3 separate regions of the Mus musculus genome follow, and all the other regions are linked to region 3. The links are chromatin loops, found by intact Hi-C in ENCODE. Cell type or tissue: left cerebral cortex. All regions are shown on one strand. Region 1 holds the start of Rtcb (RNA 2',3'-cyclic phosphate and 5'-OH ligase). Region 2 has its middle 32 kb from the start of Gm6713. Region 3 holds the start of Pwp1 (PWP1 homolog, endonuclein).

Region 1 (8,000 bases), 86 kb before region 3:
ATATACACACATATGTATATGTATACGTTTGTATGTATATATGTATATGTGTATATATATATATATCTTTTATGAATATGTAGAAAATGAAAGACATAGTCAGGCAAGGCTAGTACTTAAATGAGAGAAAACAGAAAGTGTTTTGTTTTGTTCCAGTATCCAAATATATATAATTACGGATACTTTTAAAAATTAATTACCTTACATCTTTTTTTCTACATTGTAGCAAAACTGCAGCAAGGATTTCCTCTTCCCAACCCCTACAATATCTCATTCATCAATTCGGATATTGAAGTTCTTGAGGTAAGACTCGGAATCTCTTCTTCACTATTTATTTTCACAGTAGAGAAAGCTTCCTGTTTTGTTTATTACCTATTTTTTAAAAAGATTTCTTTATCTTATTTCATATGGATATGTGTGTACATGAGTCTATGGATTTATGCCACACTTATACTGGTTCCACATCAGATCTCCTGGAACGGAAGTTACAGGCAATCATGAGGCACACAATGTAGGTGCTGGAAACCACACCCAGGTCCTCTGTAAGGACAGTGAGTTCTCTTACCACGAAGTCTTCTCCTTTCCCTCATTGTGCTTTATTCTGCTTACCATGGAGTTTTACCAGCCATGGAATTTCATAAACAAAACACCCAGCTGTTAAAATTTATAAATAACAATGAAAAATGTAAGAGTCAGGCTAAGTCTAGCTTCACTCTGAGGGTTACATTTAATCACCCCTCAGTATAAGGAAAGCAAGTTTTAAAATGCTTTATTTCACCAGATATGAATCTCATTTTATGAGTGAAGAAAGTAGACCCAAGTAAGTGTAGTGTCTTGTGTAGAAAGGAAAATGGGTGATATATTAGTCATTTCTCTTGTTGCAGTGACTAAATGCCGGACAAAATACAACGTAGAATAGGAGAGAAAGGTTTTTTTTTTTTTTTTTTTTTTTGGTTTTGTTGGAGTTTTAGGTTTGTTGTTGTTTGTGTTGGTTTTTTGTTTTGTTTTGTTTTGTTTTGTTTTTGTGGTTTTGCTTTTGGCTTATAGCTCAAAAGGATACAGTCCACCACAGCAGGGAAAAGTGTGGCAAGAGAAACATCAGATACCTGGTTCCATTTCCTAGAAGTCAGGGAGCAGTGTACAGGAAATAGACCAAGCCATAAAACCTGAAGACATGCCCCACTGACCCACTTCCTTCAGCAAGATTTCATCTCCTAGGCTCCACAACTTTCCAAAGTAGTGTCACGTGCTGGTGGCCAAGTTTCTAAACACATGAGGCTGAGGAATATTTTGCATTGAAACCATGAGAGCTAAGTACTTTATTGGTTCTTTGATACTTTCAGCCAAAGGAACTTCAGGGCGTTCCCCTGAAGACAATCCTTAGGATGCGACCGATTGAAGGCTACTTTCTGGGAGATTCTAACTAACTACATAGCACTGCTGCCTCTTCTCTGTGTTTTGTTTTTTTGTAGTTTGGGAAAGTAGAAATATATTTCTACTTTCAGAAAGCATCTCCCACCTGCACACTAGTGGACACTTCCTCATAGCTCCCAGACTCCCTCTTTTTCACTCCCCACTACCAATGTCATATCTAGGGACAGTAATCCAGAATGGCCACTTCTTGCATCAGTGGCCCTCACATAGGGATTGAGAAAAGTTTGATGCTTTCAGGCCTGGCAAAGAAACTTTCCTCTCTCATGCAAACCCAGATATGGCCTTAATTTAAAATTGTCTTTATTCTGCCTTCCTCTCAGGGTTACCTTCTGGTTTCTAGTGACCTGGCATATGACACATCCTCAAAGCCACAGCCAAATCTGAACAGCTGGGGGGATCTGAACCTAGTACATAGACCATGGAGAGAACAGCCAACCCATTGATGGCCCGCTCACAATACACCCCAGGAAGTAAACAGCCTTCAGTCCCCCAGAAACCAGAAACCTGGAAGATGAAGACCGTGCATCCTGGATATTAAAGCCCTTGTGGAAAAGGTCTCCTTCTGGAGCCCTGAGAGACCTAGAGTAAGGTCGACAGTTAAAATGATGAACAGGAACAAGGTAGTGGGAGTGGGGTCTGTGTATGTGAGCATGTGTAAGCACATTGTGTGCCTGTGTTTAGCCTTTGTGGGAAAGAGTAAGGCATGTGGATCCGACCAGGTGGTAAGGTTGTAAGGAACTTGTCTGTATTTGCATTGGTAGGTGTGTGTGTGTGTGTGTATGTGTGTCTGTGTGTGCCTCTGTGTGTGGTGTGTATCTGTGTGTGTGTGTGTCTGTGTCTGTGTGTGTGTCTGTGTGTCTGTGTGTGTCTCTGTGTCTGTGTTTGTGTCTGTGTCTGTGTGTGTGCCTCTGTGTCTGTGTGCCTCTGTGTGTGTATGTATGTGTGTGTGTGTGTGTGTGCCTCTGTGTGTGTGTCTGTGTGTATCTGTGTGTGTGTGTGTGTGTAAGACTATGTCTGCTCTTTAGAGACTTTCTACTTTTATTGGACTTTATGTTTTATGTTTACTATTACTGTCCTGTGCTTAATTAAAATTGTTTTCTAACGATGTCAGAATCTATGTGTGAAAGCTCCTGTCCTGAATTTATTTTAATAAAATATGACAGAAAAATGGAAAAGACTTAATTTTTTTAAAACTTCGGCAAAGACTGAAGTTCTACAAACACCAATACTAAAAGGGAGCCGAGAGCCCCTTAAATCTTTCCTATGGTTGTCCTGTGTCATTTGTTTATGTTTGTGGATGTGTCCTTTCAGTGATTGGATGAAATGAGGGCTGGAGAGATGGCTCAGCAGTTTAGAACATTGACTGCTCTTCCAGAGGTCCTGAGTTCAATAACCAGCCACCACACGGTAGCTCACAACCATCTGTAATGGGATCTGAGGCCCTCTTCTGGTGTGTCTGAGGACAGCTACAGTGTACTCACATAAATAAAATAAATAAATCTTTTTTTAAAAAGATTGACTGAAATGGTAGTGCAGCTTATTAAACCTAGGCAGTTCACAGTTGACATTAGTGTCATTAATCAGCAGGGTGAGACTGGACAGGGGAGCAGGAGAGTGGGACAGCCAGGGTGGATATGTAAAAATGAACAGAAACCACACCCTTTGCTTAACTCCTTAGGTTACTGGGGGATAGAAGAGGGCTGTATAAGTACTTAACATCCTGGTCTAGTTACTCCTCCAGTTTCATGTCTGTGACCTTCAGAGCCACTATGAATAATTATGATCCCATTTCATAGAAGTGAAAACAGAGGAATGTATCACACAAAGGTGGTAATGGCATAGGCGGAACCTGAACCCAAGTCTTCCTGATTGCTATGGTGGTGTTTTTCACAGGGTAGGACTATCCTGCAAATCACTGCCAGCTTTCTTATCCCAAGAGCAAGAGTCAATTAAGTTTAAAGGTACAGACACAGGACACAGTCCAAACAAAGCTATGGAACACAGTGATCCCTGAAAGAGGGATTTATCCATCTTTGTAGGGAATTGCTGGCCAGAGCAGATTTCCTTCACAAGCATTTGTAGAAATAAATGATACAGTGTTGTGATATGCTTCTTTTGGATGCTCATTTTGTAATGGAGTGTTTGTTGTACATCTTCAATCTCATTCTGATACATTGCAAACGTCATTAGTATTTTATCTTGCTCAGCTGTTTCACTAATGTTCATGGGGCATGAACTCCAAACTGTATGTTCTATATAGCAGTTGACCTGATCCAGGGTGAAGAGGTTTCAGGAGCAGCTCAAAAACATTCTTAAAGCAGTATGTCTTCAATAGCAGCAGTCAGGAGACATTGGCAAGGGTATCTGTGAGAGTTCGAAGCCAACCCGGATACATAGGCTCACCAAGGCTAAGTATCGAGATCTTACTTTAAAAAAGGGGGGGGGGTGAAGGGAGGGAGGGAGAGAGAAAGGGGGAGGGGGGAAGAAAGGAAAAAGAGAGAGAAAGAAAGAAAGAAAGAAAGAAAGAAAGAAAGAGGGGAAGAAAGAAAGATAGAGGGAAAGAAAGAAAGAGGGGAAGAAAGAAAGAGGGGGAGAAAGAAAGAAAGAAAGAAAGAAAGAGGGAAAGAAAGAAAGAGGAAAAGAAAGAAAAGGAAAGAAAGAAAGAAAAAAGGAAGGAAGGAAGGAAGAAAGACAGACAGACAGACAGACAGAAAGAAAGAAAGAAAGAAAGAAAGAAAGAGGGAAAGAAAGAAAGAGGGGAAGAAAGAAAGAAAGAAAGAAAGAAAGAAAGAGGAAAAGAAAGGAAGAAGGAAAGAAAGGAAGGAAAGGAAGGAAGGAAGAAAGAAGAAAGAAAGAAAGAAAGAAAGAAAGAAAGGAAGAAAGGAAGGAAGAGAGAGAGAGAGAAAGAAAGAAAGAGGGAGAGAAAGAAAGAGGGGGGGGAAGTGCAAGTGAAGACTAGCGCTGTAATTCATTGTAACGAGATGATCAGGACTCGCGCGAAGAGTTTTGAGCCTCGGCGCTTGCCATCTTCCCTCCTGGAGCGGAGCTGGTCGCGCCTGCGCCCTGAGAGGCGGCGCTGCGTGGAGCGGGTGGACTGCGGGGTGGTTTCTCTTTCTAAGCGTAGCCAGGAGCTATCGCTGGCCTCGCCGCCACCATGAGTCGTAACTACAACGATGAGCTACAGTTCTTGGACAAGATCAATAAAAACTGCTGGAGGATCAAGAAGGGCTTTGTGCCCAACATGCAGGTGAGTTGGGGCAGCGGCCTTGGGAGCTGCAGGCCGCGACTCCGCCGCGAACCGGCGGCCTCCGCCCAGCGCAGGGCTGCGGGGTTCCAGGTCTCCCTCCTCTGCAGACTGCACGCGCCAGGTCCACACACACGAGGACAGACGGACGCAGCGTGGGGGCTCACGCGTGTTTTCCCCACGCACCATCAGACACGGTGTTCCTGGTCTTCCGAGATTTCTGTGGACTTTCCCAAGTTGGCACCGCCAGCCAGGAACTCTGTTTCTCTTGAGTCCTGATATTTAGTTAACGTTTACAGATGGCATTCTCCAAACTTAACTGGGTTTTAACGTAACGACAATCGGCATGATTCGAGCTTTTAATATGCTCTTGGCGGAGGACCCCCGAGTTGGTGGGTAACTTATCTGTACCCATCTAGGAAGACAACCCTGAATTCGTATCGAGTCCACTTCTCTCAGCCTGAATGATGTGTTTCAGCTGAAGGCTTGGGAGCCAGAGACCAGGATCTGAAACCCTGGGCCTGCTGTCGCCACCGCCGTGTGTACTCGAAAGTTCCGATAAACGTTGAGGAAGAAAACACTTGTGAGGTTTTGGCACATGTGTTAAGTGACACCGTCTCATAAATGCCATGAGAATGCAATAAAGATTTGCAGTCCTTTGTCTTAGTAAAAAGTTTCTGATAGGCTTCGCTTGGTGGCTCGGGCCTATAATCCCTGGAGGCTGGGAAATGGAAGATCCATTCAGGACTGGTTACACAGAGAAGCCTTGCACCACTTTGCAAGGTATACTAGGGAGAAAAAGTCCACAGCAGTGAAACAGTATTTTCCTTTGTTGTGTGGAAGAAGGGAAGGCTGGTTGGTAGAGTCTTGCTAATTTATTAAGTGACACATGAAAATTGTACATTATATCCGTGTGTGTGTGTGTGTGTATAATATATATACGCATATATTATATACATATATATTATACACACATACATATTATATATATATATATATATGATGCTTTTTATAATGCGTAAGTTATATAATAGCAAAATCATGATAGACATATCGCCTCAGAAATTTGTGAGCAGTTTTTCCGTTTTGAAGATCGTTGATTAGATTTTACGGGTTGGACATTTCCAGTTTAAACCCAGATCTAAAATGCTCTAAGATCCTTTTAGATTGTGACTGGAAGTTTTCCTCTTAAAAGACGCAACGTGGCAGCTTCATGCAGAATGAAGCACTTTGTGTGGTATAGACGTTCATGCAGAATGAAGCACTATGTGTGGTATAGACGTTCATGCAGAATGAAGCGCTATGTGTGGTATAGACGTTCATGCAGAATGAAGCGCTATGTGTGGTATAGACGTTCATGCAGAATGAAGCGCTATGTGTGGTATAGACGTTCATGCAGAATGAAGCGCTATGTGTGGTATAGACGTTTATGCAGAATGAAGCGCTATGTGTGGTATAGACGTTCATGCAGAATGAAGCGCTATGTGTGGTATAGACGTTCATGCAGAATGAAGCACTTTGTGTGGTATAGACGTTCATGCAGAATGAAGCGCTATGTGTGGTATAGACGTTCATGCAGAATGAAGCGCTATGTGTGGTATAGACGTTCATGCAGAATGAAGCGCTATGTGTGGTATAGACGTTCATGCAGAATGAAGCGCTATGTGTGGTATAGACGTTCATGCAGAATGAAGCGCTATGTGTGGTATAGACGTTCATGCAGAATGAAGCGCTATGTGCAGTGTATACGTTCTGCCCACTGGGCGTGTACTTGAGAAACTTGGGTTCAGACAACGCATTTTGCTTTTCTTTTGTATCAGGTTGAAGGAGTGTTTTATGTGAATGATGCTCTGGAAAAACTAATGTTTGAGGAATTAAGGAACGCCTGTCGAGGTGGTGGTAAGTACACTAGAGGTAGAGCTTTCCCTGTTCCCTGAATCAAGAGGAACTCAACCAGTGTGAGACATTTTTAAGGAGTGATCTAGACTTGAATCAAAGCACCTATATATTTGTGATCACATGTTGGGGCACACTGCTGTGTAAAGGTTTGGAGCTCAGGGCTTGTTCTCAGATAACTGCACACTCTAATAGCACACACTGCTGTCCATCCTGCACTCACTGCGTGTCATTAGATCTCTATACTGATTGTTCATGTCATGTTTGAAATAACTAAAAAGGGAGATATTGTCTGTCTCTTGTAGAATTCCAAAATGCAGTGAGTGTAAGTGACTTTTAGCTTGTCCTTGGTCACAGCTTCATAGTGACAGAGCCAGAATTCAAATCTCAAAGTGCCTAATTATTCAAACCAGTACTTTTTTCTTTTTTGGGGGGGTGGGGCACTTCTCAGATACATTTATTAATGCCACACTGTAAAGGGTTCTTAGGTAAGTCTACAGCAATGTTCCATGTTCCCATCTAACACAGCCTGCTTAGGTTTAGCTGGGTTAGCACCGTTCATCTTGAGTGGAATCAGAAGTAGTGATGGCCCAGGGCAGCTGCAGGACTGGAGCCTTCCAGCACTTTACTTCTTTTATCAGCACTCCTGATTGAATAAGGGATGAAGGTCACTGACCCCATTTCTACCCAGATTTCCTGGTAAACCTGGGTACAGGAGGGTTTCATGGGGACCCACACAGTCTTAACAAGCCCTTGAAGCATCTCAGTAAGAGCAAGGCTATAGGCCACACCAGGTTCCACAGCTACTGGGCAAAAAGCAAAACCAGTAGTCTTAGCTGGTTACTAGCTTTAGTGAGCATTAATTCACATGGCTGCAGGGCGGCTTAGAGATAAAGGTGTAATGCCCTAAAGTGATACTCTAAACTGGCAGTGGGATAGAATCTTTTAGCCCTTTTCTTTTTTTTTTTTTTTTTTTAGATTAGCAAAATAAATCCTTTCTTCCTTGCTTGACTAAGTTCACTTGTGTTAAATGGCACTGCTGAAGGCTTTGGCTGTGGCCCAGTGAGTAAAGTGCCGGCTGTGTAAACATGAAGAGCTGAGGTGGGAGCCCTGGCACCTGGGTAAAAGCCAGGTTCAAGGATCCCTCTGTGATCTCAGCCCTGGGTGGGGAGGGAGACAAGGCAGATCTCCAGAGCTTGCTGCTCAGTTGATTTAATCAATAATTGAGGCCCAGATTCAGTAAGAGACCCTGTCTCAAAAAATAAGGTGGACGGCTAGAGAGAGGGCTTAAAGGAAAAGCCTCAAGACATGGCTGCAGTTCCTAGAACACAAGTAAAGACAGGAGGATAGAGCTGGCTCCACAAAGCTGTCTCTGCCCTCCCTGCACACATACAGTGAGTAGATCCTAGGGAAGACTACAGACATG
Region 2 (8,000 bases), 190 kb after region 3:
CAGCGCAGTGCCTGTGTAATTAGACTGATAAACATTGATAGCTGGCCTTGAATGCTGGTGTAGTTTTGTAGGAAAATGGCCTCCACAGGCTCTTAGGAGGTGGCACTATTAGGAGGTCTGGCATAGGTGTATGTAGGGTTATGGGCCCCATGTCTGCTCCTACCCCATAGGGCTCTGTAGGTCAGGGAGTTTTGACCTCGCTTACCCCATATTGTCACTGGGTTGTAGGGAAGCCCCGGGACACCGCTCCAGGGGTGGGAAAGCACAGTCTGAGGTGCAGGACAGCTGGGGCTGGCTTGGGGGTCCCCGGGCCTGCGACGAGGCCACGGCCATCTGGTTCTCAGGCTCTTGGACATCCAGGCACTGCTGGAAACCTTGGAAGAGCTGAGAACAGATTGTGGGCCTGCAGGCTGGATCTAGCCAGGGCCTGGGGGAGGGGGGAAGGGAAAGGGGGAGCTCCGACTGGTTCCCAGGCGGGAAAGTCTTTGGCTTGATGGCAGCAGGCTTGGGCTTGGGCTTGGTGGTGGACATGGATGGGATGTCAGAGAGGTCTTCTATGGGAGATTAGCCAATGGCTCTATAGGCACAGGCCTTCTCCATGGCTCCCCATGGCGGATCCCAGTGAAATGAAGCAGTCCATGGTTTTAAGGCATTTATTGTCATGGCAGAAAGTGGATGAGTAAAACTGTACCTTCTCAGGGCAGGCTTGAGGTTAAATACTTTTTTGCAGGGAGGAATGTCTGGGAAGGGAAGCTTATTGGTTAAGTCCTCTGGGCCTTTAGGTACCTCATTAAAATGGAGATCTGTCTTGAGCCTACATCATGTCCTCTACATGTGGAGGGGCTTGGGATGTTGCCTTTATATGACTGATAGCCAGAAATCTATGGGGTCTGTGGCTAGTGACAGGGGCCTGGTGCCCAATAGCAGGTGAAATTCCTATCATCCCTTCAGGGTCTCTGGGGTTTCTAGCCTTAGCTCAAATGGGAACCAGGCTACCTTTCACTGTCCCACAGGTGTAGTCTTATTGAAGGAAGTGAGTCACTGGGGGAAGGGCTCTGAGATATCAGAGTCTCAAGCCAGGTCCAGTCACTCTTGTCTTCCTGCTGCCTTTGGATATGGATGTAGAACTCCCGGCTATTTCTACAGCTCCATGTCTGCCTGCATGCTGCCATGCTTCCCACCATGATGACAATGGACTAAACCTCTGAACTGTAATCTAGACCCAGTTGATTGTTTTCCTTTCTAAGAGCTGCTATGGTCATGGTGTCTCTTCACGGCAGTAGAAACCCTAAGACAGCTGGGAGAAAAGCAAGTCTATGTTACCCTTCTCCCTAGTCTACTGGGCTCTGTTTCTTGTCCTTCTAGCGTACCTGCGATATTAGCTGATAAAGTTGAAGGAATAATAATGGCTACTGGTCACCAAGTGCTAGAGATTATGAGCAGAGAACAAACCAGATGCACAAAGATAAAATCACCACCTGGTGGTTGGCTCATGCCTGTAATTTCAGCATCTGAGGCAGGAAGACTGTGAGTCTGTTAGCTTATGCCACATAGTAAGACTCTTCCTCAAAGGGGGCTGGGGAGAGAGAAAAGAAAGAAAAAAAGAGGAAAAGAAAAGAAAAAAGAAAATTTATTTTCTCAGTTTCAGGTCTAAAAAAACTTGGGACAAATGGCTATATCTGGTGCCTATTAGTATACCAAAGCACATGTTGACCTCCTGGCTTCCTCAGTGGGAGTTGGAGGTGGGGGGTGGCAGATATCAGTGGCTTTTCTCAGCTCTCCTCATCTTACCCCCTCCCTGCATGTCTCTGCTTCATGGGCTTCCCTCCCCAGCTCCACATTCCTTTATAACCCCACCATTTCTGATCTCTCTTCTGTCTTCTCTCCTCCTACCCTGCCGCTCTGCCCCACCAAGGCCTGGTCTGGCCTTCTGGCTCTATTCAGTTTACTATTTTCTTGGCTCTGGCCTCTTCCAGATAGATGCCTGTGATGATTTGTATACACATGGCCCAGGAAGTGGCATTATTAAGAGGTGTAGCCTTATTAGAATCGGTGTGTCACTGTGGGTGTGGGCTTCAAGGCCCTTGTCCTATCTGTCTGGAAGCCAGTTTGCCTTCAGTCTCAGCTCCTCCTGAACCATGTCTGCCCGGACACTGCCATGTTCCCACCTTGATGATAATGGACTGAACCTCTGAACCTGTAAGCCAGATTAAATGTTTTCCTTAATTAAATGTTGTCCTTATAAGAGTTGCCTTGGACATGGTGTCTGTTCACAGCAGTAAAACTAACTAAGACAATGCTTCTGGCTGTACCTACCTTCATATCTACAACAAAAACTCTTCTCAACCATACCTTGGAGAGGTCATATCCTCAGTTTATGCATCTGGTGCCAAAATCCTCACCTTATACACCCAGAATGGAATTGAACTGTCCATCTTCATGAGGACAAATCTTCTATGGGTCTAGTTAGCACAGTATTGCCAGGACCTGGCACAGTACCTGACAGAGAAGGTGTCAATAAGCATTTACATGAGAAAGGAATGATACAAATGCCCTACACTGCTGTTCAAAGGCATTAGGACACTCATCTGTTGCTGCGACCCTTTAATACAGTTGTGGTAACCCCCAACTATAAAATGAATTATTCTCATTGTTACTTTATAACTGCACTTTTGCTTCTGTTATGAATTTTAATGTAAATATCTGTGTTTTCTGATGGTCTTAGGTGACCCCTGGGAAAGGGTTGCTTAGCCCCCAAAAGGGTCACGCCCCACAGACTGGGAAGCCCTGGTATAGTTAGTAACGGCAAGATGCCATCCAACTACTTGGCTTTTGCCACACACGTTTCTGGTAGAGCTGACCACTGATTCACTCGTCCTTTCTGATATAAGCAACAGTTAACCTGATAACTACCCATCTAACCACATAAATGACATCATTCAAGCTACCTCAGCTTCAGGCTTACAGTGTCCTCAGCACCAGCAGCCCTAGCGAATAAGCACACATCTTTATCTTGTCTCATTTCTTTCTGGGCTGGTTTGTGCCTAGAGTTGGGTGGTACTTAATTTATCACAGACTCGAAGAGTGAAGCCCAGGAAAAAGACCAAGATGTGGGGGTGGAGTTCGGGTATCTAGCTTCACTCCTGAGTGTTTTCTGCCACACCTGAATAACAGCTTTTGGGAGGGAAGATAGGAATGTGTGCACAGGGAAGGCAAGGGTTTTCCCTAAAGTCACAGATATAACGAACTCAGTCATATCCTTGCCACCAACCTGAATGGCAGTCACAGAACAAGGGCATGGACCACATACTTACCAGAAGCATAGGGAGAATCGCTGGGCAAAGGTTTGCTCTCCCTTTATTGAGGCCACAGGAGAAAGGCCCTGACTATTTCAGAAGATTTGGAGCAGGTTTTCTGGCATTTGCAAACACCACTCACCAAATCGATACCAATCATGTGTTTCTTATCTCCACAAGTGTCTTTCCCATTCTAGCATTCCCGGGGCCTGGCAGATTTGACGTCAAATACATACCTGGAGACAAAAGGGAAGGATGATCTGAGTGCTTGTTATGGATGAATGAACGGAACAGTATAGTCCTCCCATAGCTGTGAAATTCACATGGAAACTGGGAAGTGTTAATCCCACAGGTTTGGGGAGAAAGACCACAGACCCAAATCATCATAGCCAAAGTAATTAAAACAAGCTTCTCTCTAAAGGTGGGGTTCAAGAGATCAGCACTGGATATGGGTAAGATCAAGATATTTATAGTTCAAGAGAAGGTGGTTACCAAATGGAGGATTTGGCAGGCAAATAGCTGGGGTGACAGAAGCAGAACATAACCATAACAACGTGGCCACAAACAGTGTGGACATGATAACCTTTTGAAACGAAGACATGGTTGCTGGTTCCTGGAACAGGTGGTACAGAATCGTTTGTAGTTGAGGCGTAGCCCAACTCCATGAGAAACATTTAATCATAAATAGGGACGAACTAGTTTGTCTTTACTATAAGATAAGATAGATTCCAAGCCTAAGATAGAAGGAGGCAGGCTGGCTTATCAGAAAGTTGCCAGATAAAGATTAAAATAGTTTTAGCTATGGTCTATACAGTTGTAGTTCTCATGCCTGTCACGTGTATTCTCACACTTAGCAAAGGTGTGGTGAATGACTGGGTAGACGGATAAATAAAAGAAACTTGTCAAGTTCTGTTTTATGAGGCAGATTTACGCTCTTCACACTGAATATAGGGGTATGGCGCCACCAAGTGGGCACTGTTGTAATATGCCTGAACCTTGAACATTCCCTTGCCTCCAATGCCTTTTTTAATTAATTAATTAATTTTAAATTTTGTGGCATCTCCATCAGCATGTTCCTGCTTCACACACCCTGAGGATGGTGGTGTGTCCTTGCAGGTGATTTTGGAGAGCCAAAGTAGGCAAACTGGAGAAGATGCTCTTAGAGGACAGAGTAGAAGAGCTAGGATGGGTTGCCTTAGAGCTTCTGGTGAATACAAAAGGCACTGCAGCTGCTGTCCTGAAACGCACGCCTAGCTGTGTGGCCTCGAGCAACCCATCCCCTGTCTTATGTGGGGAAGCTGAGTCTGAGATCAGATACATAGATGATAACGGTCCATCACGGTGTCTGTGGGGACCACCAATGTTACAGTGGAGGATACTGATTTTATATCAAATAAGGAGCCCAAGGCTTCAACACTAATAAGGGTCAAATCCAAGGTTGGAGTTCTGATCCTCCTGACTTTGATGTTGGCATTACACTGTGCAACTCTTTTTAAAAAAAAATATTTATTTTGCATATTTATATATTAGCTTACCATCTGCATGTACACCTTTGTGTCAGAAGAGGGCATCAGATCCCATTATAGGTGGTTGAAAAGCCATCATGTATTTGCTGGGGATTGAACTCGGGATCTCTGAAAGTGCAGAGTAGACAGTGCTCTTAACTGCTGAGCCATCTCTTCAGCCCACACTGTGCAACTTTTAAAAGACTACATCAAAATGGTCAAAGGTGTGGCCCCTGGAGCTTTGATGTCTCTGAATGGATCACAGATCTACCTACCGACCCACCCGACAATGTGTGATCTTGGGCAGGTCATTTAATCTCTTTGAATTTTAGTTTTCTTGTCTGCAAACTGGGGTAGCAAAGGGCTGTATAAAGTTTTCTGTGCACACACATCCCACTGCTTAGAACATTATCTAGATGTTCTGAACTTCATACATACATATGTGGGTTCCTCTTAACCTCCTAGGATCCCTGATCTACTTCCAAGGACCAAATCCCAGAGCTCTCTCTTGAGGTGTTTCTTCCTCCCTTCCTACGTTCCTACTTCTCCCTCCCCCTCCCCTCACCCTCCTTCTCTCTTTCTTCCAACTTGATGCAAGCCAGAGTCATCTGAAAGAAAATCAATTGAGAAATCTGCCCCCATCAGATCGACCTGTAGGCAAGCCTGTGAGGCATTTCTTGCTTGTTGATTGATGTGGCAGGGTAGGCCACTGTGGGTGGCACCACCCTGGGCAGGTGGTCCTGTATTGTATAAGAAAGCAAACTGGGACAAGCCACAGGGAGCAGTGCTTCATGGTCTCTGTGGTCTTCTAGTTCTTGCCTTCAGGTTCCTGCCTTGAGTTCATACCCTGACTTCCTTTCATGAAAGTCAGCAAGCTGTATGATGAAATAAACCCTTTCCTCTTCAGGTTTGTTTGTTTATTTGTTTGATGGGGTCTTTGAGATGACTCAGCCGTTAAGAGTACTGTTTGCTTTTCTAGAGGTCCTGAGTTCAATCCCTAGCAACCACATGGTGGCTCACAACCATCTATAATGGGATTTGATGCCCTCTTCTGGCACGCAGGTATACAAAAATAGAACACTCACTTGCAAAATAAATACTTTTTTTTTTTAAAAAAGTATTTATTTATTTTATGTATATGAGCACACCATAGCTGTAGAGGTGGTTGTGAGCCATCATATGGTTGCTGGGAAGTGAACTCTGGACCTCTGCTCACTCCAGCCCCACTCGCTCTAGCCCAAAGATTTATATATTATTATATGTAAGTACACTGTAGCTGTCTTCAGATACACCAGAAGAGGGCATCAGATCTTATTATGGATGGTTGTGAGCCACCATGTGGTTCCTGGGATTTGAACTCAGGACCTTCGGAAGAGCAAGCAGTCAGTGCTCTTACCCGCTGAGCCATCTCCCTCACCCAAAATAAATACATCCCAAAGAAGGCTGTCTTAGTTAGGGTTTTACTGCTGTGAACAGACATCATGACCAAGGCAACTTTTATAAAGGACAGCATTTAATTCGGGCTGGTTTACAGGTTCAAAGTTTCAGTCCATTATCATCAAGGCAAGAACATGGTGAGATTTAGGCAGACATGGGGCTGGAAGAGCTGAGAGTTTCACCTCTTGTTATAAAGGCAGCTAGGAGAAGGCAGGCTTCCAGGCAGCTAGGATGAAGGTCTTAAAGTCCACGCCCACAGTGACACACTTCCTCCAATAAGGCCACACCTCTAGATATTGCCACTCCCTGGGCCAGGCATATACAAACCATCACAAAGGCTAGCTTCAAACTCACAGAGATGTCCCTGCCTCTGTCTCCCCAGTGCTAGGATTAAAGAGTGCCATCACATTCTGCCTCCAAAATTGCTTGTGGTCCTGGTGTTTTATCACATCAGTAGAAGCATAACTAAGAGCTGGGCAGGGTGGCTTAAGTCTTTAGTCCCAGCACCCAGGAGTCAGAGACAGGTGGATCTCTGAATTTGAGGACAGCCTGGTCTTTATAGTGAGTTCCAGGTTAGCCAGAGCTGTGTAGGGAGACTCTGTCTTAAAAAAAAAAAAAAGGTAAGCTAAGACAGATGTGAAATGTAGACAAGCAGGCAGACGCCACCATGGGATATCCCATAGTGCCCCCAGAGTGTGCCTGGGGGAAGATTCTAGAGTCTAGAGAAACCTAGCTCACTACCTGAAACTTGAGCATGTACACACACAAACACACACACACACACACACACACACACACACACGCACACACACACACGCACGCACGCACGAACGCACGTGCACACACACACTTTCCTACAGGAGAGAAAAAAAGGGCTGGGCCCATCTCTTCAATCCCTTCAACTTAGCCTGCTTTGCCATGATTGGAGTTTGCACGCACTTCCCAAACTGAAACTTTGAGAGTGCTGCTGATATGTAGGGTCGGCTAATCCTCTGCTGTGGGCTTTTGCCCAGTGTGGAGTACCTGCCAGATGCTCCTACAGGTGGAAGGAGCCTTGTCTAGAGCACCAGTTTAGTGTTCCAGAGCAAATACAGGGAGCTGCAAGGCAGGTGACTTGCCACCCCGGTGAGATCTTTCTGAAGAAGGCCATGCATGGAGATGGTTGTGTAGAGTGACAATGGGTGGGTATGATTGGGAAGATTCTGGAAAATTGACCTGCTGCACTGTGGACTGGACCATGGCACCTTTGGGATGGGAACTTTTTTCTATGCTGCTGAACTGTTTCTATATTGCCCAGCAGTTCTTGGTAAGGACACAGGGGCAGAACCTAAGAGCCAAAATATTGGCAATGTAGGACATTTTATAAAAAGTAGTTTTTGTTATTTTATACTTTCAAAGGACATTCCTAAGGAAGATTGCAATTTTCCTGGCTAAATGTACCTTTGAAAATTCCCTTTCAAAATGTCTAAGTCTGGAAAGGGGAAATGGCTCAGTGGTTAGGATCACAAGACCTGAGTTCAGTTCCCAGCACCCATGTTAGGCTGCTCACAACCACGTGTAACACCTGGTCTAGGGGACCATTCACCTCTTCTGGCCTGTATGGTTATTTGTGCATATCACACACAGGCACAGACATACACATAAACACACACACACCTATACATTCCCTTCCTCCTCCTCCTCCTCCTCCTCCTCCTCCTCCTCCTCCTCCTCCTCTTCCTTCTCCTTCTTCAATGTCTTAAGCTGCTCCGACAAACATGGC
Region 3 (8,000 bases):
ATCAAGAAATCTTCATGCTCATATTGTTCCTAAGTGGGAGGAGACAGTCACTGGCTAGAGGCGGGGGTTCCATGAGGATTTTCAACACTTAGGACCAATCTGAAAACTGATGTGGGTAAACATTTACCTACCGTGTCTTTCAAGGTGACATATGGATCCTGGTCATTACTGCCATAGACCGTAAGACCCAACAGAGACTCGCCAATGGTCTCAGCATCTGTAATCAGAATCCATCCATCAAAATAGAAAAATTAAAAATCATCTTGACAAAACTTTTTCCCCAAGTCTTCTAGTTTTTGGCTTGGGTGTCCTTTATCACCAACCATGCTGCTCTTATTTGGTAGAGAAAGCTGTACAAACTTACAAGTCAGTTCTATTTGACATCTGGAATGAATTCCTAAATCTTGGAAGTCACAATCTCTGAATGAAAGAACTAAGTCAAGAATGTAACCCTTTTAGGAAGCATTCCAGCTCTGTTCAGATTTTCTACCTTGTTTATACAACTAGAAGTCAAGGTGCTGGAGAGGCAGCTGTGAGTAATTTGAAGAATATGTTCCCGAGATCAGCAAACCAGGTTGTTAGGTAAACACTTAGACGGCAGGCTTCACAGCCGGCCAGGCTGCTATGCAGGCAGCGCTCTCACACTTACAAGCGTAGGTTTCACAAATCCCAAAAGGGAATCTTTATACTGCCTTTGCAAGGGAGTGCTGAGCGAACCTAGGGCAGCAGCCATGGTTCGGATCTGATGGACCTAGGGCAGCCGCCATGGTTTGGACCTGACATTGCCCTTTGAAGGCTCTTGTGCTAGGGAATGGGTGGCCAGATGACAATCTCTGAGTTCTGACCTAAACAATGGACTTATAATATGATGGCATTATTTCCATCTGGTGGAGGGCAGATGGTAGGGCCAAAATGGAAGGCAAACCAAATCCTAGCTCCTATGAAAAGCACCGACTCCACAGCGCCAACAGCCCAACAGTACTGTATTCCCCTCCATCACTGGGTGGGGCAGTAAAGCTGAGCATGGTAAGACTCACGAGGAAAGAGGAGCAGAGCAGCAGCACCCCAAAGGCACAAAGCATCAACACCGAGCACACATCAACTAGGCAAGCAAGCACCTTCTCTGGTTCTGTGTGCTCTCCTTCACATGAGGAACAGCATGCTCCTGCAGACCACCACTCGCCCACTGAAATCCAGGGGACAGAGTGGCGGTGGTGACTTCAGTTTGCTGCAGACAACAGCAAAACCCATACTGAGCTGATGGTTTATGTGCCGGCGCATCTGTTTTTCAGATGCTGTAGTCGGGAGTTGCTGATTCGGAGAATCCCACAAGGTTCCAGAGCAGCTGGGACTGACACGTTACAGAGCTTATTAACGTGATCAGAGTGACAATGGTGCCGCCTTTTCCTCACCCTGCAGATTCCAAGCAAATGTTTCCTGGAGACCATACCAGAAGGCCAAGAACCAAACCACACAGCTTCTGCCAGTTCTTTACATTTATCACTCTGCCTCCTGTGCTAATCGAGCAGCCTTGCCAGTGTTCTCAGTATCGTAGTTCACCTGGGCTTCCTACTGTGTCTCAATGCCTTGGCTGCACCTCCTCCCCCTCCTGGCACCCAGGCTCCCTCTTCTCATTCTCCAGCAACAGTGCAGTAACCGCAGAGAGCTCACAAGCCAGTTATAGATGGCACCTGACACAGGCAATAAAGTAGATGGTCTAAGGAGATCTCAAATGTATACCTTAGACCAGCAGATCAGAGCTTCCTTCTAAACTAGATTAGGAAACAAGTCCAAATCTTGAGCCAAATTATCTGACCCGACCCTGGGGAGAGTAAAAGAGAGGAAAGCTTTGGGATAGCAGGCTCTAGAGCCACCTCTCACCTGGGTTATCCTCTTCGTCATAATTATCTAAGTCGTACCCCGCCAGCTCGTCATCGTCCAGTGTGCGGTCATCTTGTGGATCCCCATCCTCCAGGGACTCCCTAGGCGGTGCCTGGGTCGGGCCACTCTGCATGCCATCTTCTGAAGGGTTGCCTGCCTCCTCTTCTTCACTCCCACCTTCTTCTCTGAGTGAAGACAGAAAGGGAAAAGATGTCACCCTGATGGCACCTCCTAACCAGGCACATGACAGATTTCACCACAGTCAGCAACACTTTGAATCTATTAGAAATGACTTACTGCAACTTTCCTTTTGCTTCAGCGATGAGACGGTTCACTTCCTCTTTACTTAGCTCTACCTACAAGGGAGCAAACACTTCGAGCATTAGCGCATATTTATGGACATCATTAGAAGCCTTTGAACTGAGTCTTCAAGCAAATGTTAACTCCAACCTCAAGAGCCATCAAGAAATCTCATACATGTCGGCTCTAAACTTAAGGAGGCAGAGCTTGTACAAATCGGATCTGTACGAATCCTTTGTACAAATCAGACTCCGCCCACCTACCACTGTTAGCAGCCGTGCTCACTCTGCTCCTCTGCCTTCCTCAATATTCAAATAGGCTGGCTTCTGTAAAATAGACAGACCTGTGGTCGCCATGTTTCTTCCAACTATCTCAGACTCCAAGGGCACCTCCCTCTCTGGCTATCAAACCATAGAACATCCGTCCTCTGCCTTTTTTCCCCTAGCATCACTGCCCAATGTAAATGGATTCTTTCTGGGAACTAATAACCCCCATCTTCCTCCACCCATTCCAACCTTGAATTCCAGCTCTATTTTCCCCACTTCCAGTAACATTTCCCATTTGGCTATCTTTTGTTCTAATGAAGTTCAAAACTAAGGCCACTCTCTTCAAAACTGGCATTCCCTCACCTAAATAGTGAGTCAGTACCTTTAAGGCACATAACAAGAAGGCAGTGGGGGTGGGGGGTGGGGTGGAACACATGCCTTTAATCCCAGGGGAGGCAGAGGCAGGCGGATCTCTCTGAGTTCAAGGCTACCTGGTCTACAGAGTGAGTTACAGAACAGCTACACAGAAAAAACCCTGTCTGGAGAAAAGACCAGACCAGACCAGACCAGACCTAACACTTCTGTATTAAGCTTGTAAAGGCCAACACTAGTTGGGTATTGTTTATTTACTTAAGCCCGCAGTGTGGGTTGGCCATAATGGCAACACTCCACATGAAGGTAAATCAACGGCTCAGTTTCTACTAAAGAGCCTCCAGATCTTCAGTGGCTCACACCTATAACTCTAGTATTTAGGAGGCTGACACGGGAGGATTGCCATAAGTCTGAGGCCACAGCGGGCTACAGAGTGAGACCTGGTCTCCAAAACAACAACAAAAAACGTTGAGATAACAAGAATCTCCCTGAGAATGACATTCAATTCTGCCTGAGAAAGATCCAGAAATTAAAGACTGAAAAACTCCGGGGAAGGCCGGAGGTCAGTCGGTAAAGCTTTTGTTGAGCAAGCATGTGGATCTAAGTTCCATCCCAGAAGCCACTCAAAAGCTGGGTGTAGTGTAGGGGACACCTGTAATCCCAGCACTAGGGACTACAGAGACGAGAATTTCTGGTGCCTTGGCCAGCCACTCTATCTCGATTGACTAACGCTGGGTTCAATCAGACAGCGCACACATACACAAACACATGAACATGGGCATACATACATACACATACACACACACAAAGGTATTTGTATTGCTTGGGGTTGGGGCATGACAACTAGGGATTTTTAAGACTCTCTTAATACTTCGAAAGCTGTGTATGGCCCTTTTAAAATGAAAACAATTTTCTTTTGGAGAATTTTTAATAAGGCAAGTGTTGTCCCTATCCTATAAATATACACTGCTTGCTTGCTGTTGGCAAAACACCAGAGAAAACAGTGACTAAACACTACCTGCACTCTGGTAGAATTTACACCTATAAGGAGTATTTCCATCCCTCACCGCATGTAAATTCATGTCGAGGCCACTCCCACGTCTATCACATATCGAGTTGTCACTACTCAGACAATTACACCCATAGCAACCCCTTCACTTCTTTTAGGACACTTACAACCCCTGACATCCCGAAAGTCAAGAACAGGGCTTTGCCCTATATCGCTCCAACATATCCCGGAACTCCAGGCTCCGCTTGGCTTGCAGAAAACACTGTGTAATGAACAAAACCGCCTGAGTAACCGGCTTCCTTTGCCACGGTCTCCAGCTTTTGTACAACTTCCTTCATACTGTGTTACACTGACACCTTGTTCTCTCTGCCCCATAACGTTTTATCCGGATCACCGTAAGAAACTCGTAACAAGCAAACACCCCCGCCCCTTCCCAGTGCACAAAAAGTCCACGTGTTCGTGCATCTCAGGGATGGGATCGGGGTTCCCGCTCCGGGCAGGGAAGGGGCGCGCGGTCTCTGCTCGCCCGGGTCACCGGAGCCACACCTCACATGGCTACAGTCCCGGCCAACCTGGCAGGTCCCATCGCGTGGCTCCTGCTGGGCGCGTGCTGCCCCAGACGGGGCCGAGCCCACGGCCATGCCGTGGCATCTCCCCATACACAGGCCTCACCTTGTCTGGAGTCTCTTTGGCCACGCCGCGGCGGACCCAGGCCACGCAGGTCACTTGGCGGCTGCGGTTCATGATCTTCGGTTTGAACCCGGCGCAGGTTGGAGCCCTGGGAGCTGGGAGACACTACTCTTGAGCTCCGCGGAGGGGAACAACGCGCAGGCGCGGGCGCTCGCTGACGTCACTCGCAGGCGCCAAGGGGAAGGGGAGGGGAATTTGCATGAGATGGGCGGGGCCGTATGCAAATCTACGACTGCTTCCTGTGGAGTTTCTATCTCCTTCCTCCTATTCTTCCATAAGAGTTCCCAAGCTCCATCCACTGTTTGGCTGTGTCTGTATCTGTCTGAATCAGCTACTGGGGGGAGCCTCTCAGAGAACAATATGCTTCTGTCTGCAAGCATAGCAGAGTTTCATTAATAGTGTTAGGGATTGGTGCTTGCCCACTGGACGGGTCTCAAGTTGAAATGGTTATTGGTTGGCCATTCACTCAGTCTCTGCTCCCTCCCCTATGCCAGCATTTCTTGTAGACAGGATAAATTTTGAGTTGAAAGTTTTGTGGGTGGGTTGGTGTCTCTATTGGAGTTCCATTCTGGATACAGGAGATGGCCTCTTCAGGTTCCACATCCCCAATGAGAGTCACAGCTAAGGTCACCCCCCACTGATTCTTGGGAGCCTCCCTTATCCCAGGCCTTTGTCTCGTCCTGGAGATGCAGGTTTCCCCCCACTTTGCAGATTTCCATTCATTTTCATGGCCATATAGCTATCTCTCCTGTTCTTCTCCATGCCTGATCCTGAATCCCCCATTTCCCCTCTCTCCCAGTTCCCTCCCTCCATCAGCCTCTTATGACTATTTTATTCCCTCTTCTAAGTGAGATTCAAGCTTCCTTGATTGAGTCTTCCTTCTTGTTTAGTTTCTTTGGTTCTGTGAAGTGGACCATGGTACCTGTATTTTATGGACAATATCCACTTATCACTGAGTACACACCATGCATGCCCTTTTGGGACTGGGTTATCTCACTCAGGATGATATTCTCAAGTTCCATCTATTTGCCTGCAAAGTTCATGATGCCTTAGGTTTTAATAGTTGAATAGTATTCCATTGTGTAGATGTACCATGCCTTTATCCATTCTTCAGGTGAGGGATATCTAGGTTGTTTCCTGTTTCTGGCTATTACAAATAAAACTGTTATGAACATTGATGAACAAGCATCTTTGTGGGATGATGGAACATCTCTTGAGTACATGCCCAGAAGTGGTATGGCTGGGTCTTGAGTTTTCTGAGAAACTGCCAAGTTGATTTCCAAAGTGATTGTATAAGTTTGTACTCCCACCAGCAATAAAGACTGCTCCCCTTGCTCCACATCCTCACCAGCATATGCTATCTCATGAGTTTTTTTTTTTTATCTTAGACATTCTGATGGATGTAAGGTGGAACCTTAGAGTTGTTTTGATTTGCATTTCCCTGATGATTAAGGACTTTGAACATTTCTTGAAGTGCTTCCCTGCCATTTGAGATTCCTCTGAGAATTCTCTGTTTAGCTCTGTACGCCATTTTTTAATTGGGTTATTTGGATTGCTGGTGTCTGCCTTCTTGAGTTCTTTGCAAATTTTGGATACTAGCCCTTTGTCAGATGTATGGTTGGTGAAGATCCTTTCCCAATTTGTCCTAATAACAATGTCCTTTGCCTTACAGAAGCTTTGTAGTTTCATGAGGTCCCATTTATCCATTCTTGATCTTAGAATCTGAGCCATTAGCATTCTGTCCAGGAAATTGTCTCCTATACCAATGTGTTCAAGGGTATTTCTCACTCTCTTCTATGAGACTTCTTAGTGTATCCGATTTTATGTTGAGATGCTCTTTCAAGATCCCTAAAAAATGGTATTAGAATTTTGGTGGGATTGCATTGAATCTGTAGATTGCTTTTGCTAAGATGACCATTTTCACTATCCTACCAATCCATGAGCATGGGAGATCTTTCCATCTTTTGTTATCTTCTTCAATTTCTTTCTTCAGGGACTTGAAGTTCTTGCCATAAAGGTCTTTAGCTTGCTTGGTTACAGTTACACCAAGATATTTTATATCATTCGTGGCTATTGTAAAGAGTGTTGTTTCCGGAGGGCAGTCATGTGAGTGCTCTATAGCCTAGTAATAGTGTCAGACCTTGGGACCTCCCCTTGAGCTGGATCCTACTTTGGGCCTGTCACTGTACCTTCTTTTCTTCAGGCTCCTCTCCATTTCCATCCCTGTAATTCTTTCAGACAGGAAGAATTATGGGTCAGAGGTGTGACTGTGGGATGGCAGCCCCATCCCTCATTTGATGTCCTGACTTCCTGCTGGAGGTGGGCTCTATAAGTTCCCTCTCCCTACTTTCAGGCATTTCATCGAAGGTCCCTTCCTGTGAGTCCTGAGAGCCCCTCACCTCCCAGATCTCTGGTGCACTCTGGGGTCCCCCCCCACCCCCCCGCGCAGCCTCCTATTTCCTGAGGTTTCCTGTTTACATTCTGTATTAGTCAGGGTTCTCTAGAGTCACAGAACTTATGGATAGTCTCTATATAGTAAAGGAATTTATTGATGACTTACAGTCTACATCCCAATTCCCAACAGTGGTTCAGTAGTAGCTGTGAATGGAAGTCCAAGGATATATAGCAGTTACTCAGTCTCACACAGCAAGCAGGCAAAGAAGCAAGAGCAAGACTCCCATCTTCCAATGTCCTTATATTGTCTCCAGCAGAAGGTGTAGCCCAGATTAAAGGTGCATTCCACCACACCTTTAATCCTAGATGACCTTGAACTGGGAGATTTAATCTTCTGGAATCCATAGCCACTATGCCTCAAGATCTCCATACCAAGATCCAGATCAGAAACTTCTATCTCCAAGTCTCCAGATAAGGGTGACTGGTGAGCCTTCCAATTCTGGATTGTAGTTCATTCCAAATATAGTCAAGTTGACAACCAGGAATAGCCACTACAATCCACCCCTTGTCAACTTGACACAAATAATATCTCATGTTCACATGAAACAATGACAAGGTTGTGAATATGCCTAACATGATATAACTATCCCTCATACAATCGCAAACACATTTGTAAATTTACAATGGGGCAATGTCCCTTAAGAACATCCTTTTACTGTCTCAATTTAAATACCTATTGATGTTAAAGAAATTGGAAGAAAGACAAATATATTTGTTAGCAAAATAAGACAGGGGCATTCATATTACTTTATAATCCTCGTTTCTGCAACTGGTTACGTGGCCTTAATTGGTATTTATAACTACCTTCCTCTACTACCCATTCTGTATTTCCTTCACCTTCAGCCAGCACCTCAGCAGGTCTTGGCTCTTTTCCTGGAGGATTGACCCATACCTTCATTCCTGATGGGTCTGTGTCCTTTGTCATCCTGCTTGGATTAGGCTGTTGTAGTTTCCCATTGACTTTAATCACAGGACATGGTAGTACTAAGAGACGCCCTAAGGGATCTCCTACATTCCAGACATAATCT

What was found. Hi-C counts contacts between places; a loop is a spot of excess contacts. Peaks named below come from ENCODE experiments on the same cell type or tissue, not always from the same donor. Only the 100,000 strongest peaks of a DNase experiment are listed, where the experiment ranks them.
Region 1: a loop joins it to region 3, with 2.6 times the contacts of the local background. A loop is called at or near these places in 10 of 42 quality-filtered maps.
Region 2: it touches region 3 in a loop (8-fold over the local background); 7 of 42 quality-filtered maps call a loop at or near these places.

Annotation. Positions count from the first base shown.
Region 1 is chr10:85,954,296-85,962,295 of GRCm38, reverse strand. It overlaps Rtcb (RNA 2',3'-cyclic phosphate and 5'-OH ligase), which reads left to right and starts at 4,503. Exons shown (of 12, transcript NM_145422.4): 1 at 4,503-4,681; 2 at 6,499-6,577. The coding sequence starts at 4,589. Gm48175 reads right to left here and starts at 7,391. Exons shown (of 1, transcript XM_030245432.1): 1 at 7,010-7,391. The coding sequence starts at 7,336. The coding sequence ends at 7,148. Bpifc (BPI fold containing family C) reads left to right here. Exons shown (of 16, transcript NM_177772.4): 15 at 227-303; 16 at 1,755-2,605. The coding sequence ends at 1,877. In left cerebral cortex, no CTCF peak of the experiment used is centred here; a DNase peak (open chromatin) is centred at 4,470; H3K4me3 peaks cover 1,315 bases; H3K27ac peaks cover 779 bases.
Region 2 is chr10:85,675,079-85,683,078 of GRCm38, reverse strand. No RefSeq gene overlaps it. Among named protein-coding and RNA genes, the nearest start is that of Gm6713, 32 kb to the left of the region's middle. In left cerebral cortex, a CTCF peak has its summit at 4,263 (motif pointing left); a DNase peak (open chromatin) is centred at 4,265.
Region 3 is chr10:85,868,515-85,876,514 of GRCm38, reverse strand. Pwp1 (PWP1 homolog, endonuclein) reads right to left here and starts at 4,684. Exons shown (of 15, transcript NM_133993.3): 1 at 4,501-4,684; 2 at 2,179-2,237; 3 at 1,882-2,066; 4 at 132-217; 5 at 1-29. The coding sequence starts at 4,572. In left cerebral cortex, no CTCF peak of the experiment used is centred here; a DNase peak (open chromatin) is centred at 4,681; H3K4me3 peaks cover 1,473 bases; H3K27ac peaks cover 456 bases.